2 separate regions of the Homo sapiens genome follow, and region 2 is linked to region 1. Evidence: chromatin loops called from intact Hi-C (ENCODE). Cell type or tissue: heart right ventricle. All regions are shown on one strand. Each heading gives the region's core, and the rest is flanking DNA. Links, peaks and the distances in the headings are about the cores only.

Region 1 (10,863 bases), core at 1,867-9,866:
GAGGCGAGCATTGATACAGACCCTTCAGTGTGGGTCTTACTTCACTTGACAAGAGATGAAAATTGTGTCCATGTAGAGAAGTGGGGAGGAGAAAGCCCTGCATATGTTTAGGGACATTCTGAGTGTTCTGGCTGAAGTGGCAGATCTGTGAGGTGGAGCACAAGGAGGTAACATTAGACAATCTGTCTGTCACCACAGATTGTGGAAAGGATCAAATTCAACTTATAATGAATTTAAAACCCCTTGCAACTCAGTGTGTTGCCACGGAAAGAGAATGGGGCAACAGAATCAGACCTGTTTTCACTCCTCAGTTTTGTGACATACTAACAGAATGACCTGGAACAGCTTTCCTTATATGTCAGAGTTTTAATCTACTTATCCCTAAAGTTGTCATAATACCCACTTTCTAGGGTTGTTGTAAAATAAAATAATATTGTATAATGGATTTGTTTTTTGCCCTCTCTTTTATGTTACCTCACTATGCAGAAACCTTCTGTGAAGACACAGAGACTCCCTAGTGCTGTATTCATGGTTCTTCACAATCAACAGGTCTTTGCCCTTTAAGCCTTACCCTGCCCCAACCATCTCAACTTCATCCACATTGCACTGCTCACTGTTCCTTGAATGTTGATTATCTGCCCTCCTGCCTGCCCCCACACCTTTACCTTGTGGGCACCTCTTTGGAGCACCTTTCTTTTTTCTCTATATCCTAGTCTTCCCCATCCTGTATCCCCTGCTCAATTCTCATCTGTTTCTGAAGCCTGATCCCCAAATCCCACCTGAAAGTAACCTGCTCTTCCTCTAAAATCCTGTAGTACTTACTGTCTATATAGTTCCTTCTCTGTGTTGAGCTCTTAGTTACCTTTTAAGCTACCCCTTAACTCCCACCTTTTATTCCAAACTTTAACATCTGCATAGCTGCCTGGCACAATAATGAGCAATATTGCATGCTTCATAAATATTTGTTGGTTCATTCTTGTAGGTGATTGGTTGAGGAATGAAGGAAGCCTGTATCCTAATAGAAGACATTCATGCCTGTGGTGGTTATAAGCTAATAATACACAGGGAATTGCAGCTTCTCAGAGAGGACCTTTTAGAAAGGTCTAAACAGTAGAGAGTTATCTCTTCAATTCTTGGGATTCCTGCTGAAAACCAATTCCCTTCTCCCCCGACTCCATTTAAAGCCAAGGTGGTTGGTTTCTAGACTCTTATTTCTCCCAAGGGCACATGAAAAATGGAAAGCTCTAGTTGACCTGAAAATTCTAGTTTAGAATTCAGGTATCTTTGAAAGAGACAGAAGTATAAAATACTGTAATAATACAAATATAGATGTTCAAGTATGAACATGCTCTCAGCCAGTCTGTCAAGTAAGTGGAAACAATTATGCAACAAAACTCTTCAGTATAGGTTTTTAAAGTTGCTTTGAGGCTTATGTTTCATCAGATTCAAGGTTCTCATCTCTAGACACCAGACATAAGAGTTTTCATATGAGTTGTCAGATTTTTCCCACAGTGTTATATAAGAGTGGAACTCTTATAGAGTCACTTGGTCCATCTCTTTAATGTGGTGATTTTTAACCAGAGGGCGATTTTGCCCTTCAGGGAATATTTAGCCATGTCTGGAGATATTATTGTCACAGTTGGGGGATGCTACATGGTGTGTAAGTAGAAGCCAGGGATGCTCCTAAACATTATACAGTGCATGAACACCTCTTTCTTCCCCACAACAAAGAGTTACCAGGCCAAAACCATTAATAGTCCTAAAGTTGAAAGAATAATGGGGAGAAAAAGCTGATAGGATTAGGGGTAAAAGAAATTAATTCGTAGAATCTTTTTTTTTTTTTTTTTTTTTTGAGACAGCCTTGCTCTGTCGCCCAGGCTGGAGTGCAGTGGCGTGATCTCAGATCACTGCAACCTCTGCCTCCCGGGTTGAAGCGATTCTCCTGCCTCAGCCTCCCAAGTAGCTGGGATTACAGGTGCCCACCACCATGCCCGGCTAATTTTTGTATTTTTAGTAGAGATGGGATTTCACCATGTTGGCCAGGCTGGTCTTGAACTCCTGACCTCATGATCTGCCCGCTTTGGCCTCCCAAAGTGCTGGGATTACAGGCATGAGCTACCATGCCCAGCCAATTCATAGAATCTTAGAGAAGGAAACATCTAGTAGTTTTGACATCTGTAAGTGGAAAAATGAGGAAGAAGTTTAATTTCTGGAGGAAAGAAACTCATGCAGGTTGTTGGCTTATTTATGCTCCAACTTTATTTCCCAAAAGGAATTTTAAATGATTTAAGGAGGGTGGCAAGACTTCAAATTCAGAAGTCATTGGAAGTTAGAACCAGATGTGATCTTAAAGATCACCAAGTTCAATTCGCTTATTTCACAAAGGTTAAATGACTTGTCCAGGGCCTCACAGCTGACTAGAAAAGGCATAAACTAGAACCTGATCTATTTGCCTGCCTCCAGTGCTCCTTCCCCCAATCTTTTCACTTAACTGAGGCTTTGTTAATCTACTGTGGTCTTCCTTAATCTCCAGTTTATTGGTAGAGATTGACAGTTTCCCACTTGATTAAATGTTGTCTGATACTCTTGTTTCATTTCTTTGCCCAGGTTAATAAGCTCTTCAAGGGCAGTGAATCTTTCATCTCCATAATATCTGCCCCAGTGGCAAGTAAGAGGTACACAGTTTAATGTGTCATGATCAGTGGATTGATCGATTGTGTACATGTGATGCTTTGAAGAAAACATATTGCATACTAAGACACTGCGCATGTCACTGAGACACAAGTTTGGTTGCATAAGGATCGTTTCCACTCACTTGATTGACAGATTGGCCCAGAGTATATGTACATTTGAACAATTATATTTGTGTTAATACATTGTACCTTTGTTTCTTTCAAATATATCAAATTATAAACTAGAGTTTTCAGATAAACTGGAGCTTTCCATTTCTACTATGCCTGTGGCAGAAAAATAATGTAGATAACCAACCACCTTTGCCTTTTGCCGGAACAGCAGATAACTCCCTCTATTGTTTAGACCTTTCTAAAAGGTCCTCTCTCGGAAGTCTCAATTCCCTCTGTATTAGCTTGTAACCACCACAGGCATGAATATTCATTAGTAACCTCACCTCCACCTATCCAAAAGCCTCAGGAATGGCTGAGGACGAGGTAGGCTTTGTAGGTCTGTAGGGCTTATATTTGTATATTGTAGTTGTCCAAATATGGCTAGCCTTTAAAGAGCTGAACAAAACAGGCGCAATCCCATCATAAAAATGGGCTAAGGACATGAATAGACAATTCTCAAAAGAAGATATACAAATGGCAAACACACATATAAAAAAATGCTCAACATCACTAATTATCAGGGAAATGCAAATCAAAACCACAGTGCAATACCACCTTACTCCTGCAAGAATGGCCATAATCAAAAAAATTAAAAAATAATAGATGTTGGTGTGGATGTGGTGAAAGGGGAACACTTTTACACTGTTGGTGAGAATGTAAACTAGTACGAGCATGGAAAACAGTGTGGAGATTCCTTAAAGAACTAAAAGTAGATCTATCATTTGATCCAGCAGTCCCACTCCTGGGTATCTGCCCAGAGGAAAAGAAGTCATTATATGAAAAAGATACTTGCATATAAGTGTGTTTATGGCAGCACAATTCGCAATTGCAAAAATATGGAACCAGCTCAAATGTCCATCAGTCAATGAGCGGATAAAGAAAATGTGGTATATATACACCATGGAATACTACTCGGCCATGAAAAGGAATGAAATAATGGCATTCGTAGCAACCTGGATGGAATTGGAGACTATTGTTCTAAGTGAAGTAACTCAGGAATGGAAAACCAAACATTGTATGTTCTCACTCATAAGGAGGAGCTAAGCTATGAGGACACAGAGGCATAAGAATGATACAGTGCACTCTGGGGACTCAGGGGAAAGAGTGGGAGGGGTGTAAGGGATAAAAGACTACACATTGGGTACAGTGTACACTGCTCGAGTGATGGTTGCACCAGAATCTCAGAAGTCAGCACTAAAGAACTTATTCATGTAACCAAACACCACTTGTTCCCCAAAAACCTATTGAAATAAATAAATTAAAACAGGCCAAAAAAAAAAAAAAAAGATGGTCTCAGGTAACCCCTCAAATATCATACCAGGACCATTTGGCTATGAGGAGGAAGAAGAACTCACTAAAATAAGAAAACTAGTTTCAGTTTTTCAAAATATTGCCTCAAATAATAAGATAAGTTTTATTTCTCTTGATCAACAATTTTGACAATGAAATTTTAAATGATGCCACAAATAAAAGTGATTATCCCTGGAATGGCTGACTGCAATGCCAAAGGTTATTCCTGAATACATTTTTATGGTGGCATTCTAACTGTAAAACCTGGTACCTGATGGAATGTTGACAGATTTGTAAGTGCTCCCATGTAAATGGTGTTAATTCATTATCAAATTATGAAGTACTTAGAGGTGTTGGCCAGTTAACTCGCTAGACTCCCTCAAGATTCCTTACCCTACAGCATTGCCTTTGGGGGATGGCTGCTCTGATATATTGACTGCCCAAAAGCCTTACCCTTCTTGATGTACCTTGAGGAATGGAAAGGGTCCATCTGCTGGAAAGGAAAGGGCTTGAAGTTTAAGTAAAATGAATTTAAATGGGGTTTAAGGTTTGAGAACCTTAGTAAACTACTTGTCTTCCTTGCTCTTTCTTGTATTTGCTTCACTGTGCCATAAGTTGAATGGAGTCCTTTGTTTTGGTTCATCTAACTGCCTTATTTAATGTGTGTTCTGGACCCTTCCCAAGAAATGCTACAGATTTAAGTTGAGGGCCTGGGATTGAGAGAGAAACAGACCTTGTAGGTGTCAGACAGCCTACTTTAGCTCAGCCAAAGATTTAGGCATCTATGCTTTGCTACAGTTATAAAACCGGGAATCTTCCCACCCAATAAAATGGAAGTTTTTATTGAGCTTTCCTTTTAAATAAAAAGAAAACTTGGAGAATAAACCTTCTGTTTGTCATGCCAGCCACTAGAGGGTAGAATAGCCACATTTCCTACTACAGATGTAATTTAAAGAGAGGGACTATGGTCAGAATACATTTGCCAGTGCTTGTCAATACAGATGCTTTTTGACTTATGATGGGGTTAGAACCACATAAACCCACTGTGAGTTGAAAATATTAAAAGTTGAAAATATGTTTAATACACCTAACCTACTGAATATCATGGCTTTGCCTAGCCCACCTTAAACATGCTCAGAGAACACTTACATAAATCTACAATTGGGCAAAATTGTCTAGCAACACAGCACACTGTAGAGCAGGGGCCTCTAAACCCTGGGCCACGGACTGGTAGCAGTCCATGGCTTGTTAGGAGCCGAGCGGCAAGCAGAAGGTGAGTGGCAGGCAAGCGAGCATTACTGCCTGAGCTCTGCCTCCTGTCAGATCAGCAGTGGCATTAGATTCTCATAGGAGCACGAACCCTATTGTGAACTGCACATGCGAGGGGTCTAGGCTGAGCACTCTTTATGAGACTCTAGCTAATGCCTAATGATCTGAGTGGACAGTTTCATCCTGAAACCATCCCCCCAACCCCCCGCCCATGGAAAAATTGTCTTCCATGAAAACAGTCCCTTGTGCCAAATTGGGAACTGCTGCTGTACAGTATCGGTTGTTTACCCTCATGATTGTGTGGCTGACTGGGAGCTGTGGCTCACTGCCACTACCCAGCACTGGGAGAGAGTATCTTACAGCATATTGCTAGCCCAGAAAAAGATCAAAATTTGAAGTACCGTTTTAGGGCACAATTAACCAGCAGAAGAGTTTGTTAAAATGCAGCTTTCTGGGCCCTACGCCCCCAGAGGTTCTCATTGGATAGCTCTGAGTGGAACTTAATATCAGGGGATTCTCACACAGGTATCTTGGATTTTACTCTGAGATACGCTGATCTATAAGAGTTTTGGGGCATGCATTTTTGCCTATCTTTTCTCTTGGGATTACAAAGCAAAATGATTATTTGGAGGAAAAAAATCTTAATAACAGAAACCAGGGTATAGGAAAAAGCTAGAGTGTTGGTTAATTTAAAGGTCTTTCCCTGCCTTTGTCTAACATATTTCAAAGGAGACTCACTTTGTAAATATTCAGAATCAAAGAAGCTACTAAAACGTTTTTATTGGGAGTTTTACTTCAACCAGTAAAGACCATAGAATCCTTAGACTACAAATCTCTAAAATTTTTGATAAAATATCCCTTCTATGACCATCTCACAGCTCCCCTAATTTTATCCTTTATGGGTTATGTATGTGGTTTAGCTCTGTGTCCTCACCCAAATCTCCTAACTGAAATCCCCGTTTGGATCGTGGGGTGGTTTCCCCTGCTGTTCTTGTGATACTGAGGGAGTTCTCATGAGACCTGATGGTTTAAAAGTGGCAGTTTCCCCTGTGCACTCTCTCGCTCTCTTGCTGCCAGGTGAGATGTGCCTTAGCTTTTCTTTGCCTCCTGCCATGATTGTAAGTTTCCTGAGGCCTCCCCCAGCCATGAGGAATGGTGAGTCAATAAAACCTTTCTTCTTGATAAATTACCCAGTCTCAGGTATTCTTTATAGCAGTATAAAAATGGACTAATAAAACTGGTGTCATGAAGACCCCAAGCCTAATGTCTTAGCATTGTAAAATATAGTTGTGGAGACCTTACAAAGAGTGTATGTAATTTTATCATGATCTTGATTGAACAAGTATCAAGATTCTTTCTTATGTGTACAGATTCAAGTGTAGTAATGCACAATGTCCTTCTAGTAAGGATGACAATTTTATTTTTGTCAGTGCCCCTAGAGAGCAGTGGCATCCTCCTGGGGAAAGTTTTGCCATTGCTTTTAAATAGAAAAAACATGATAAAATCATTCGAATCTGTGATAGGATTCTACCTTTTAAAGAGTTAAAGAGATAGTGGGAATGTGAGTAAAATGAAACTTCGTTCTGAAGCGAGGACTTAGACCAATGAAAGAATGGTATGAGTTTTTCAGAGAGACGAAAAAACAGTCTATCTTCTGTGAGCCCTCATGGACCAAAGAATACAACCCTCCACCCCCACATATTTCATATGAAGATTTCTGAAGATTTTCCAGTGTCACTTCCTCTTTCCTTCCTGGTTTTTGGGGGAGTTCTATGATTATCTGTCAATGAAAAAGGAAGTTCTGTAATCTTCCAATCTCTTTCTCTCTCTCCTCTCTCACACGCACACAAAAAAATATAAGAAATCTTTTCAAAATTAAAGGCCAGAAATCTACATTGTGTCATTTTAGGTGTAATTCTATAGAAAAAAAGATGTTTTGCAGAAATTATGCTGCCTTTATGAACTTTAATTAGTAACACTTGTAATAATCTACACGTTATTAATCTGTCTCCTAAAATTTATTTTGATGCTGATACAAATTATTATACTGAAGGAATCCTCCCAGTAGAGGTACTTCTAAAAGAGGTATTCCTTGAAAGTTTGGTAAATTTCCAGTTATGTTAGATTAACTACTTAGGAAGCCTCTATATAGTTAAAATCTGGAACAAATGATTAAATGAGAATTTGTGCATTATCATAATAGAACACAAGACTTATGGTGTTAACTTTATTATAGAGAATTTCTGTAGCTCACATAAGAAATTGAATCCTTTCAAAATGGGTGGGCTGATGAATAGCCCAAATTTGGCTCCCAAACTCTATTAGTTACAAGTGTGCCAAGAATGGATTTCTTCCCTCCCCCCGTCCCCCACCAGCACTTGGGACAGCCAAGAGGAACCTGGGGTGATGGGAATCCCTTGGCTGGTTATCTCTGCCTCTTTATCTGTTTCCCCCAGTGCCACACAAGCATGTGTTTTGTTTATGCCATTATGTGACAAAGTTGGGAAGACTTTGTTCTTAAATTCTGATTTCCATTGTTCATAATTTTATGATCAGTTGATCGATGCCTTCCAAAATATTACATGTACCCACTCTCAGTAACTAGAAAAAGATCTCATGAAGCAGCAGCATTATCATTGTCTGTTTTGAAAGAGCTAAAATTAAGTTTGCCATTCCTTCTAGAGTTCTGGCCCAAGGTGACTTAAAAACAGTTTTAATAAACATTTAGACCATCATGTATTTTGTAATACAGTTGGGTCACTGTTGATTCCTAAGATAAATGTGTTTAAACAGAAGCTTTCTCATTCATCAGCAGCCTCAGCTTTCATCCAAATTTATTTAATGATGATGCAAGCCCATAGCGTTGGTGTTGCAGTTCGTCACCATGGAAGTGTTTCTGTCAACAAATCCTCGCTTTACTATCATGAAATTGATTTTGTAGGGGAAAGGAGGATAATTGTGAAAGCTTCCTTTTATTCTTAAAGATCTTCACAGTTTGCCTGGATGTCTAAATGAATTGTATTTAAAATCAATAACTGGCAATAAAATTAACCACACTAAATTAACAATTATGAGGTTAGAAAAAGGGAAATGGCAATAAGCTACTTTGTCTGAAATCGTCGTTTTGGAATGTGACTTGGGGACCATACTTGTAATTTAAATGTTCCCTGAAAGCTGTTGTTCTCTGCTCAGAAGTATGGATTATCCCCAGGGACTCCCATGAGGCAGATATCAGAATTTCTAGGAGGATTCGGCTGAGTTATTCTCATCTATATTGTAAATGGCATAATAATCACAGAAGAAATTCACACTATATTACTTCTTTCAACTAACATACTGTATTTTTTAAATATGCCTTTTCTATAGCTTATGTTCATAACTATCTTTGGCTTTTATTTGCTTGTTTAAAAAAAACTGTAAGAGGTTAAAACAAAAAAAAAAACTGTAAGCTTTTGAATGCAGGCCCCTTATGAACAGGGTAGGTAGCACCTACATTAAGTAATTCAAACTGTTTTGGGAACCCCATAGGAAAAAGAAACAAGAATGACATTTTCTTTTTTTTTTTTTGCTTTGAAGTAGAGTGTTCAAGAGTTTATGTCACAGTGGCTGGTTCCAGATTTGGTTGTAGACATACATGTTCTATGGGAGGTTTGATCTCTGGTAGAAATACAGTCAACTCTTGATTTGTCAATGTAACTATATTTCCAAATGTACTTTCTCTGGCTTCCTATCACATGTCAGAGCTTTTTAATTTTATCATCTGCTTCTATGTGCTCATGAAAACCAAAATTATTCGGTAGTATTTTATTTCATTATTATAAACATTTAAGTTCCTAATGTAGTCTAAGCACTGTGCTGGGCTCTTAGAGATACTGAAATATATCCCAAGCATGAAGTTATGTTTGCTTCTGAAAGATCTTATAGTTCACTTTGAAATCAAAGAGATGTAATTTTTATTTATTTGAACCACTTTTCTCTCCTCTAATATGTGATTAGAAGTTGACCATAAATGGGACATAGGTCCTGTTTGTTTTTAAGGAAGAATTAATAGAGACTATAAGCAAAAGACAAAATTCTATTGTACATGCAGAAATATAACACAGAATGACCAAAAGAAAATTCAGCAAGCAATGGTAAAAATAACAAATTATTTACTGTTTTATAATGTTAAAGTATTTCACCAAGACAAGTTGCAGTCAAATTAAAGTGAGTTATGGAAAATGAAATACATAAAGATGTATTTATACAAGTGCAGACTAAATATTTTCCATACAAGTATGTAAATGAAAAGATATACAGTAAGTGCACACTCGATATGACTATGCAGGCAACAGTTAGTTTCAGATACTCTTGTATAGTTCATGCACAAACCTTCCCAAAGTACGAGTTCAGTCAGTCTTGGGGGATATGGAGGGATGATTAAAAAAGGATTGAGTTCCTTGCAAAAATATCAGTATGGACTGGATGAGGGTGAGCGTGGTCAGTTATATATATTACTTACTGTAATTTGTGATTGTCGAGGAAGAGGTGTGGCTGTTGGTGTGATAGTAATACTGCTGGTGACTTTATTGGTTGTTTTGTTTAGTGCCCCGTTAATTAAGCCTTGAGTTCGGTTATCCTGCAGTGGTGCTGAAGGGCTGGCAGGTCTCACAGGGCTGGCTACAGCTTGCATGTAAGGACTTCCTAAGTGAATGTGGATTTTATTATCCTCAGTAGTTATCACACTTGAGCTATTGCTGTTTGAACGCTGAAACTGCCATGATGACTGCCGGTCTGGGGAGACTCTGAATATCGCATGCTTGGCACTGATTTCTGTTGGTTCTGGGGAGCGTCCCTGCTCAGGAGAGCTAGCTGAACCAGTCACAGCCAAAACCTGAATAGGGGACATTGTCCTTTCTGGAGTTAGAGAACCACAAGACTCTGGGGTCTGTGCTCTGGCAAAGGTTGCCATGGTAATTGGGGACATGCCTTGTTCTAAATTCATGAGGTCTTCGGTAGAGGTTTTGGACTTTACTGGTGTTATGGAGGCGTTTTGGAGGATGGTTATCCTTTGCTTTGGCGTGCCACAGTTCGGTATCACTGCAGTACTCGTGTAAGAGTGAGGACTCTCTGTGGTTGGACTTGTGATTTCAAGAGTGGCTGTGTTTTGTACATGGTCTGGAGTAACCTTTATATGAAGTGGCTGCCCAGGTGTGTGGCTTAGGACTAGATCTCCAGGTTGCACAAAGTTGGCATTGGGTTTAGTTTGCATTTTTCCATTCTGAAGATGGCCCTCCTTGGATTTCATCCAGGGAATCCATAGCTTTCTGTTAACAGGACATGGAGTAGACTGGCTGCATTTGAAGGACAGCACAGATCCCTCATCATTAGGGTCCTCGTCTTGATTCTCACTCTCCTCATATAACTGACCATTGATGACTGCACGTTCCAGAGGAATGAGGCTCTTGTAATCAGGTGGTTC
Region 2 (10,863 bases), core at 946-8,945, 340 kb after region 1:
AACTGTTCAACAAGTCTCTAGGAGGTTCCAAACATCCCTCATATTCCTGTCTTCTTCTGATCCTTCCAAACTGTTGCAACTTCTCCCCGTTACCCAGTTTCAAAGTTGCTTCCACATTTTTTAGGTATCTTTATAGAAATGTCCCACTTCTCTGGTACCAATTTTTTGTATTCTTCCATTTTTACACTGCTATGAAGAACTACCTGAGACTGGGTAGTTTATAATGAAAAGAGGTTTAATTGACTTCCAGTTCCACAGACTGTACAGGAGGATGGCTGGGGAGGCCTCAGGAAATTTACAATCATGGCAGAAGATGAAAGGGATGCAACCACATCTTGTGGCAACAAGAGAGCAAGAGAGTGAAGGGGGAAGTGCTATACACTTTTAAACAATCAGATCTCTTGAGAACTCACTATCATGAGAACAGCAAGGGGGAAATCTGCCCCCATGATCTAATCACCTCCCACCAGATCCCTCCCCCAACACTGGGAATTACAATTCGACATGAAACTTGGGTGGGGACACAGCCAAACCACATCAGCAGGGTAGTGGTAGAAAGAGCATCAAGTGAATTTGGCCCTTTGTAAACGTATAAAAAGACAACAATATAATTACAGCTGTCTTATTAACTTTTTTTTAAAAACTTTCTATTTTGAAACTTCAGGCTTAATAGAAAAGTTTAAAAAATAGAGAATTCCCATATCCCCTTCCCTGAGCTTTCCCTGTGTTAAATTCTTGTATAACCATAATAGAGTTATCAAAACTAAGAAGTCATCACTGGTACTGTATAATTAACTAAACTACAGAGTTTATTTGGATTTCTCCAATTTTTCCACTAATGTCCTTGTTCTATTCCAGGATTCACTGCAGGATCCCACATTGCACTTACTTAGTTGTTGTATCTTTTTGGTTTCTTCAGACCAGTGACAGTTCCTCAGTATTTCCCTGTCTTTCATGACCTTCACACTTTTGAACAGTATCCATCGTGTATTTTGTAGAATGTCCTTCAATTTGGATTTGTCTGTAATGTTCTCATGATTTGATTAAAGTTATGCATTTTTTGACCAGAATACCACAGAAGTGAGTATGTCCTTCTGGATTTATTATATCAGGGGTACATAATGTTAATATGTCTTATTACCAGTGATGTCAACCTTGATCACCTGGCTAAGGTGGTATCTGCCAGTTTTTTCTATAAAGTTATTATTTTCCCTTTGTAATTAATATCTATTTTAGGGGCAGTACTTTGAGGCTATACAAATATCTGTTTTTCCTCAAACTTTTGCCTGCTAATTCTAGCAAATATTGGTAGTTCTTGCCTGCGACAGCCATTACTGTAATGGTTTTTCTATTTTTCTCATTCCTTCAACATGTGTTACATTTATTACAGAATTCCTCTTTAAGAAAGAATTATCTCCTTTCCCCCATTTCCTTGTTTGTTCAATTATTTATTTACATCAGTATGGACTCATTGATACTTATTTTATTCTATGAGTTATAAGGTAATAGTATTGTTTTTTATTTTTTTGCTCAAATTCACTTTTCTTACTCATTTAAATAATGTTGATTGGTTACCCACTCTGTGCCAAGCACTGTGTTTACAACTTTCATTTATATATAAGCTGTCATGTTTAATCACTGAAATAGTCCCAAAAGAAAAAGTAAGTCACATTGTATAGACAATGAAACTAAATCTGAGAAGGGACATACACTAGTTTAAGTAGCAGAACCAGAAGTCAGACCCAGGTCTCCCATATCCACTTCAAGACACCCAACTTATCTGGAGACTCAAGCATATACAGCAAACGAGATAGGAAAGCAAACAGATGCCATTACTGATATATAAAATTCTACATTCCAATTTTGTGAAATTGTAAATGAGCCTAACAGGCTAGCAAGTCAAAATCCAGGAAATCACACAGGCCTGCACACCAGCACCTTGTTGTTCATGCACCTTGCACCTCTGTGGCCTGAAATCCACACACAGGAACTCAGAGGAAAGAGGAGTAGGTTCCATTCTCCAGGATTCCCACTAGAGTCCAGTAAGTTAAAAGAAAAAAAACCACCACAGAATGAACATTAAGCTATCGCTAAACTTAACCCTATCACTTTCATCCCTTTAACCCTAACAGGTGAGATATTCTTGGCCAATGGTAAGAAAGAAAATGGACCACATACCTTCTCAATAGAGGCATTTAACTTCCTGTCAAGTGACGTCTTAGATTAATGTGGAAAAAAAGCCATCAAGTATGATTGTATCAGAGGAGAGACTTGCAAATTAAGACACTGTGGTCTGTGCTGTCAGAATTCAGACCAATCTGCCAAGCGGCTATTAATTCGCCAAAATATGAGACTATCATGAATATTACATGTGTATATTCATATAATGTATATTTAATATATATTTTTATATTTAGCATATATATTTTCATCCCAGCAGTTAATAGGAAAGACAACGAAATATAAGGCAACCCCAAATATACAAATGTCTGCTAATGCCTGAGAAGGTTATCTACAGTGGTTAAGGAAAAATGAAGACAAGTTAGAAATCACTTTAAAATTTTTCTTTTTTTCCTTTTTTTTTTTTTAAAGATGGGATATTGCTCTGTCTCCCAGGCTGAAGTGCAGTGGTGCCATCATAGCTCACTGCAGCCTCAAACTCCTGGGCTCAAGTGATCCTCCCACCTCAGTCTCCCAAAGTGCTGGGATTACAGGCATGAGCCACTGCACCTAGACTTTGAAATTTCTAGTGATGCCACAATACAACAGCTGTTAACAAATTGTTGTATTGGTATCAATCTAGAACAGTGATTCTCAAACATGGGTAATAGAGGCCGGGGATGCAACTAAACATTTTACAATCTTACAGGACAGCCCTCACAACAAAGAAATATCTAGCCCAAGATGTCAGTAGTGCTGAGAAAAAGAACCCTGTTCTGGAAATATTGAAAGGCAATGCATATGAGGTATATTTGCACATTGAAAGTAGATTTATTTAGAAGAGAGGAATAGATGAATATAAAAGTACCTGGAGAATGTATATCTAGCTGTCTCTCAAGAATATTGTCCCAGAAATATTTGTACTTACTACCTGTGATGGCTAATTTTAATGTGGCAACTTGGCTAGGCCGTAGGATACCCAGATAGTTGGTTAAACATTATTCTGGGTGTTCTGTGATGGTATATTTGCATGAGATTAACATTTAAATGGGTAGACCTGAGCAAAGAGGATTGCCCTTCATAATGTGAGAGGGCCTTGTCCTGTCAGTTGAAGGCCTCAATAGAACAAAAGACTGACTCTCCCCAACCCCCCAAGAGAATTCTGCCTGACTGCCTCCTAACTGAAACATTGGCTCTTCCTGATTCTGTGGCAGCCTGTTGGCCTTCAGACTTGAATTGGGACATCAGCTTTGCAGATTTTGGGCTTTTCAGCCCCATAATCATGTGAGCCAATTCCTTATAATATATATATATATGGTCATATAATCTCCTGTTGGTTCTGTTTCTCTGGTGAACCCTGAGTAATACACTATCTGTGAAGCTCCTTTTAGTCTGGGATTTGAGTTAGTTGGTTTTGTTGTTTTATAAACAGTCTAAGAAATACTATTCTCATTGGTTTTTTGCTGTAATTACCCTCTTGCTAGGCATTATCTATGTAATATAATGCCATCCAATCCAATGTTGGAATAAGTATTTGAATCACAAACATACCCCAATGTTGTGTAGGTCAACCCTGTTCTTATAATCTAATCTCATAGCCTTTTACTGCCTTTTAAACCCAAGCTCTTGACCATGTTTTATTTAGTAAAACAAATGGTAAATGTTAACTAGAAGTGTTCACTGCCATCTCCTCACACAAGGCTGTTTGATACCAACAACCGTACTAGTTGCCACCTCCAAATTAGATTCAAATGTCATGCTGAAAATTTCCCGTTGGTATTTTGCTTTTTATACAGTTTGTAAATGGAAAGCTTTAACTCCGAATTGGAAACTTCCTAGTGTAAGCATTTGCATCAATTTTGTATTCTTTCAAACTAGGTACATTTGCCAAAGTCATTACTTTCTTTGATACAAAAATAGTCCAGGATGGCTTCTCTGACTAATGTAAATTAAAAGGGAAGATTAGAAATTCACATGCTCCCTAATTTTAAAAATTCTAATTCTAAATCCTAAATGCCAGTTTTAAAAGAAGTAATTATTAATTATTAATGGCCTAAGGAAACTAATGTTAGTGGATTTCTAACAAGGGAAAAAACCCAAAACCAGACCTAATACTGTACTTCAATATTGAACATCTCATTGATTATCTTCCTCTTCCTTTCTCTTGTCTCATTTGGGGTACCCCAAAGCATGCACTTAAGACAGCTTAGGAGGAGATGTTTTTAATCCACATTTTCTACTAGAGCCTTTTTTGTGGATGAAAAAGAAATTGGAAGCTGCTGAGATGAGACATCTGTGTTCTACAATTTCCTGTTTGCTGCTCTCTTCCTCATTATCACAAATAGCAAAGTTAGCTATGATCTGAGAGTATTTTTCCAATTTAGTTTATATTCATGTTAAGCAACAGCCACATTTGGAGAAAAGCTGACAGCCCTTTTATTTTTTTTTATTAATCTCCAAGGATTTAGGCAAGTTCCTAAAGATAAATCCATTTCCCCCTCTCAGGAAGGGCTTGCCTTGAATTACTCACCAAATCCCAGAAATAGCCCATCGTGATTGCTTCCTAGTGTCACCAGATGTTGGTTTCTGCAGACCTTGCTGGGGACTATCCATCCTAGGCATGACATTTAACACAAGAACCTTTTTGATCCTAAGTCAGTTATACTCAGTAATGGCTGGTTGGAGACAGCTGAGCTCCTGCTAAATACCAGCTCTGGTTAAGGAATAATCCGGGAAGCAGAAAGACTTTGCAACTTCAAAGGAAGGGTTCACATAATTCATTTCACATTACCATTATGTGGTATTACTATGAGTAAAAATGTTCTAAATGTCCCAAAAGTATCCGAGTCACCTGCAGGACCGAAATGGAGGAGAGAGCACAGCACTGCCTGTCCAGATTACTAGACAACTCTGCCCTGAAGCAGCAGGAGTTACCCATCCACCGGCTATATTTCACGGCCAGGAGAGTCCTCTTTGTCTTTTTCGCAACAGGAATATTCTGCCTTTGTATGGGCATCATCCTTATATTGTCTGCAAGGAGCACTCAGGAAATAGAGGTTTGTCCCATCTTACAATTTGAATGCAGTTTCTGAGAATGTTCAGCTTTGGCACCATACGTGAGAATGGTTAGTTTGAGAACACAGGCCCTCAAGAGGGTATGGATAAGACGGGAACATCCCTGTTTCTGCTGGCAAGCACAGATGGTGACAGAGCCTGTGTAGAGTGGCTTTGTTCATCTCTGCTCCCTCTTGAGGGCAGTTACTCTCATGCCAGTGAGCTCAGACATATTTGTGTACAAGGGATTGACAAAGTTAGAAGCTTTTTTTTTTTTTTTTTTTTTTTTTTCCGAGATGGAGTCTTGCTCTGTCACCCAGGCTGCAGTGCAGTGGTGCGACCTTGGCTCACTGCAACCACCGCCTCCTGGGTTCAAGCAATTCTACTGCCTCAGCCTCCCTAGTAGCTGGGATTACAGACGACTGCCACTATACCCGGCTAATTTTTTTGTATTTTTAATAGAGATGAGGTTTCATCATGTTTGCCAGGCTGGTCTTGAACTCCTGGCCTCATGATCTGCCCGCCTTGGCCTCCCAAAGTGCTGGGATTACAGGCGTGAGCCACCATGCCTGGCTGAAGCTTTCTTTTTTTTTTTTTTTTATGCTGGCAGGGAAGAGAGCAAGTGACCAATAGGGGAAGAAGGAGAGTCAAGGCCACATGACTGCCAGAGACCCATGAGTCATATTGATAAAAAGAGTAAAGTGTCCAAGATACAGATCTTCAATATTGCCCCACATTCAAGCATTGTGTCTTTCCCTTTGCAAATGAACTCCCTCTGAGATCCAGGAAAGACAAGAGCCCAAGTCTTTCTGGCATCTTAAGGATATTTAGCAAAGCTAAGTTCTACTCAGAGTGAGAAAAGCTGGTGCTAAGGGCAGACCTCTCAGGCACAAGCCTTTTGCCAACTTAATAAGCTGTTGGAGGATGAGAATCCCTGAAGCTGGTCTAGAGAGGGAAGACAAGAGCTAGTCTAAGGCTTGATTGGCCATGCCCATATTCAGTCTAATTATTAAGTATATGTTTCATCCATATCAACTCCAGGCAGATTTCTGGACATCCCAGACCGCATGAGCTCCACTCTGCAAGAAGTAACCATGGAAAGCTGATCTATTCCCTCTCCCGACATGGCTGCTGGCAAAATTAAGATTAAGGCCAAGTCTACCAACATTGGTTTAAAATTTATGAGTGTCGCCTGGGTGCGGTGGCTCATGCCTGTAATTCCAGCACTTTGGGAGGCTAAGGCAGGCGGATCACCTGAGATCAGGAGTTCAAGACCAGCTGTGGTGAAACCCTGTCTCTACTAAAAATACAAAAATTAGCCGGGCATGGTGGCACATGCCTGTAATTCCAGCTACTCAGGAGGCTGAGGCAGGAGAATCACTTGAACCTGGGAGGCAGAGGTTGCAGTGAACAAAGATTGTGCCACTGCACTCCAGCCTGGGTGACACAGCGAGACTCCATCTCAAAATAAAATAAAATTTATGAGTGTCTGAAGGTGCCTACAGGTTCTGTTGACTATGCAGATGAGTAAGATGAGGAAGAGTGGATTTGTGCCCTCAATGAGCTGAGAACAGAATAGGTAAAATACTACGTGGTAAGAACAGAGAGCTTAGCCAGCTGCCTCACCACCCTCTTCCTTGCACATTGCCCAGTATGTGATAGGCACACACTTATTGAAAGAATGGACTAGGTCAGATAGTGCGGAACCCAAAGAGGAAAATGTCTTTTCAGGCTCTACTCTTCCTCCCAAAGCACACTGCTCTGTTGCCTCTCTACTTAACATTTTTTCCTCCCCACTTCCAGCTCCCACCGCTTATCTCCCTAGGAATTAAATGACAGCAAGACCTCCAGTGTTATATGTAAACTCCCACCAGGCTCCACCATGTGGCACAGGCAAAATGGCAGGAGGAGATGAATCTTGCCTTGCTGAAGGGGATAGCAAAGGAATGGGCTCACAACGTTGATGTCCATTTCCACGGAGTTCATGCAATTTACTTTTCTACTTTCTTCCTCACCAATCCCTTTCGTTCTGGTTCTTCCTTCCATGTCATTCTTACTCCCTCCCTTGCAAACCTGCCCCCCACCCCCCCACTGTGGAGTGCAGCCTTCACTAAGAGGTGCCCATGCATGAGAAGGTGACCTCATTCCATTACCAACTATTGGCCATGGCCCCTCCACAAACAGAATGCTTTTATCTCATGAAATCTATGGGCATTTTCCAACTAACATTGTTTCTTTAGTTGCTTCAGACAGGATTGCTTCTGACACTTCATTTTTATACTCGAAAACCAGTGTTTCATTAACCAGTGTATCACTGGGTGATAATATAGAGTGCACACTCCAGGCCAATGTGATCAGGCACAAACATCATAGAAAAGACTTCTGAGTTAGCCTTTCCTCTTCTCACTCAGCCCTGGGACACAAGGATGTGCTCTCTCTGCAGTTCACTTTAAACAAGAATAATTTCTGCCTCTCCAAAATTCTATGACGAGCAGACTGTGATCTTTGCTCCATCTCATAGCTATTCATGTACAAGTCCACTCAAGTAGCAAACTGAGGATACCATCATTGCATAGACAATAGATAAGGGATATTTTTTAGGCAAGAAAGCACCATAGATATCAACTACTCAAAAATTATTTGATCATGAAATATTTTCTTGAATACTACATTGATAGAACTCACAAGAGGAATTCATGAAGTAGCATGTATACTACAATGACCTCACAGATCAATTAATTGCTGCATGAAATGATGCTGATGGGCGAAATGTGGACTCTAGAGGTTAAGCACTTAACTCAAGGTCAGAGATTGGCTGAACTAGAACCCCAGTTTCCTCAGTCACCATTCAGTATGCTGTCTCTCCATTGGGATACAGCCCTGTTCTTTAATGCTTTTTATAAATTGAAATGTAGTCTACAAACAGAAATGGCATAAATATTTTCAAAATAATAGTTCAAGCCTTGCTGTGTATTTAAAGAATGATTTAGCTACATATAAGCATCTAAGTACAATGAAGTGTAGCATTTTCACTAGTCTTCAATTTAGTGTTCACACTTCACCTTTGGGCTTCAAAACCCTTAGTAGCTTTACAAGGATGCAAATTCCTTCTGTCTTCCTTGCTAGTCTTCTCTCCAAAAGAATCCTAACTTCTACTAGCACCTTACCCAGGGGAAAGCCACTCCATTGCTTCCCTGCTTCTCCGCACTCCCATAATCGTCTAATCACTCCTCAACACAGTGAGGGCAAGCCAGAAGCAGCCCACTGCAGCATCCAGGACAGCCCCAGGGCCCCTGAGATGAACATTCTTGCAGATAAGGCAGCAGTGCAGCCCTGTGCCCACCCGCCTGAGCCTCTCCTCCTTACTCTTCTAGCTGCATCTTCACAGAATGCAGTGCCTCAGCCAGAGCTCACAGGAGCCACCAATTTGGGACATACTACCTTTTTTTTTCCTTTTTTTAAGGAGTCCATTAAACCATTTTTCACAGAATTTTACTTTTAAAAAACAGAATGCAGCAGCATTTTAGAACCAGAATAATTCAACATACGTCAATAATCTTACATTTTGGAAACACTTCTTTTTCTGTTTGTTCATTTTTAATAACTTCCTCTGGATGCCATGTAGAATAATTCACTAGTATAAATATCTTCCATACAATAGAATGGAAAAACAGTGAAGTGACTTCCCCATAAAGTTGATTAGACTCAGGCTGTAAGCCTAGTTCTCATGAGTCATTGACTAATACCTTCCTAGCAACTGACACCTCTTTATGATCGAGGGTAAAGCTTCATCACAACAGGTTATATAAATAGGCAACAGAAACACCAAACTCTGGGCCAGTGGCAAAATGCTGCCAAGTCCCCAGATGAAAGACTGTGGGAAGGCCCACGCCTCCTGAACATCCCCAGAAATACTGGCCCTGCACAGTGGGCTGCCCCATTCGTGTCCTAGACTCCATGCCCCTGACCCAGACAGGCGGAGACTTGGGTGGACTCCAGATTTGAATTTTAAGGTATGTACCCATGTAACCTTTTAATTAATCATTTTTTTCCTTGCCTGACAGATTAATTACACAAGAATATGTGCAAATTGTGCAAAACTGCGAGAAAATGCCTCTAATTTTGACAAGGAATGCACCTGCTCTATTCCCTTTTACCTTTCAGGAAAAATGATGGTAGGTGAAATTCAAGAAACTCGGTTGACTTTACACTGATCTATTCCTATGTAACACTTAGCAGTAAGTTCACAATTTCCATGAAATGCTTTCCAAAACTGAAAATATGAAACATAAAGCAGGATGGTGGTGGTGAATCCGAAAGATTGTTGAGTTCATATCCCCTCCCTCCTTTTTGAGTATTATTCTCCTCCTTTGTTTCTAAGTTGCAAGATTCTTTACCTATCCAACTTTGTAACATAAATCTTATCTACCAAACAGGTTTTACTCTAAATATCAGCACAGGGACTTTGTGTGAATTTACATTGAATTTAACCACTCATTTTATGGTGAGAAAATTAATGGGCTAAGAGGTGAAGTAAGTTGGCTAAGGTCACATAGTAGGTTGGTGTCAGGGGTCACACACTTGGGGAAACCTTCCTTGGGTCTCCCCAAGTCATTCCACATGTGCAATTATGTAATTCCCAAGGAGAGAGTCTGGCTGTCCAGCACTGTGAGAAATGCCAAAGAAATATTGAGAGAAGTCCCCACTCATGGGCTGATTTAAGTCTCATGTTAGTCAAGTCCTCTGAGAAGCAGATGCCCAGACAGGGTGAGACATCGGAGAGATTTACTGGGTGAAGCCTCTGAGGGGAAATGGGGAAGGAGCAGGAGGAGGTTGGGAGAGCTCTGACCCTTAGAAAGCAGAGGGGAGGAGAGAAGGAAGGAAGGAGGGAAGGAGAGAAGTGAGGAATATTTTTCAGGAGATGATGAGTCTGGTTTAGAACCAGCTGAATTTGAGGTGGGAGCAGGGCCTTGAGATAGAATGCTCAGTGGGCGGCTCAAGAGAAGGCCTCCCTGTACCTAGATTTAGCCCATGTAGAGTCATTTATGAAGGGGAAGGATGGGGGACCGGTTCAGTGTGGAGAATGCTGCAGGGGGGAAAAGTGTAGAGTCCAGAAACAGAACAGGACCTTAAAGTACACTTGAGGAGTTGAAGGAAATCAAATTTTTTGTTTGATTAAGTCTTGACTAACAAGTAAGACTGTGGAGGCCATGAAAAGGCTCCTCTCAGATCTACTGCAGGGAGTGTAATTGAGGGATATCCCCGGCTGCTGTGCTCTGAAATCACCATGTGTTTGCACCAATATCATGATTTCACAGCCACCTCAGCCAGTGGCTGAGCACAGTAGGGACATCGAGGTAGGTCCTTTCCTGGGAGTGGGGACTCTTCTGATGGATGTCCTTGGGGACTTCCTGTCAGCCTTGCTGAAACTTTAAGAATGCATTGTAGTCTTGGCTCTTCCTCCCTCACTCTCTTCACCCTCTCTTGCTGCCCTCCTTCCTTCCTTTCTTCTTTCCTCTCTCCTTTCGTCTTGAGGGCTCAGAATGCTAAAGTTTTTGGGAAAAAAACAAAAACAAAAACAAAAAGTGCTTCAATTCCCATCGATCAGTGTCCTTCAAAACTAAAACAGCAAATGAAGTGTTACCAGCT

The links. Hi-C counts contacts between places; a loop is a spot of excess contacts. Peaks named below come from ENCODE experiments on the same cell type or tissue, not always from the same donor. Only the 100,000 strongest peaks of a DNase experiment are listed, where the experiment ranks them.
Region 2: it touches region 1 in a loop (2.5-fold over the local background); 2 of 110 quality-filtered maps call a loop at or near these places.

Annotation. Positions count from the first base shown.
Region 1 is chr3:99,838,392-99,849,254 of GRCh38, forward strand. All of the region lies in intron 1 of CMSS1 (cms1 ribosomal small subunit homolog), which reads left to right. FILIP1L (filamin A interacting protein 1 like) reads right to left here. Exons shown (of 6, transcript NM_001387850.1): 5 at 9,904-10,863. The region is part of intron 1 of LOC105374010 (a long non-coding RNA gene); the gene reads left to right. Among named protein-coding and RNA genes, the nearest start is that of HP09053, 20 kb to the left of the region's middle. RefSeq lists an enhancer at 5,104-5,605. In heart right ventricle, for the core only: a CTCF peak has its summit at 5,046 (motif pointing right); a DNase peak (open chromatin) is centred at 5,714; H3K4me3 peaks cover 479 bases; H3K27ac peaks cover 5,349 bases.
Region 2 is chr3:100,180,663-100,191,525 of GRCh38, forward strand. It overlaps CMSS1 (cms1 ribosomal small subunit homolog), which reads left to right. Exons shown (of 10, transcript NM_032359.4): 10 at 1-1,070. It also overlaps the pseudogene TMEM30CP. Among named protein-coding and RNA genes, the nearest start is that of FILIP1L, 72 kb to the left of the region's middle. RefSeq lists an enhancer at 5,703-5,997. In heart right ventricle, for the core only: a CTCF peak has its summit at 5,420 (motif pointing left); no DNase peak of the experiment used is centred there; H3K27ac peaks cover 3,568 bases.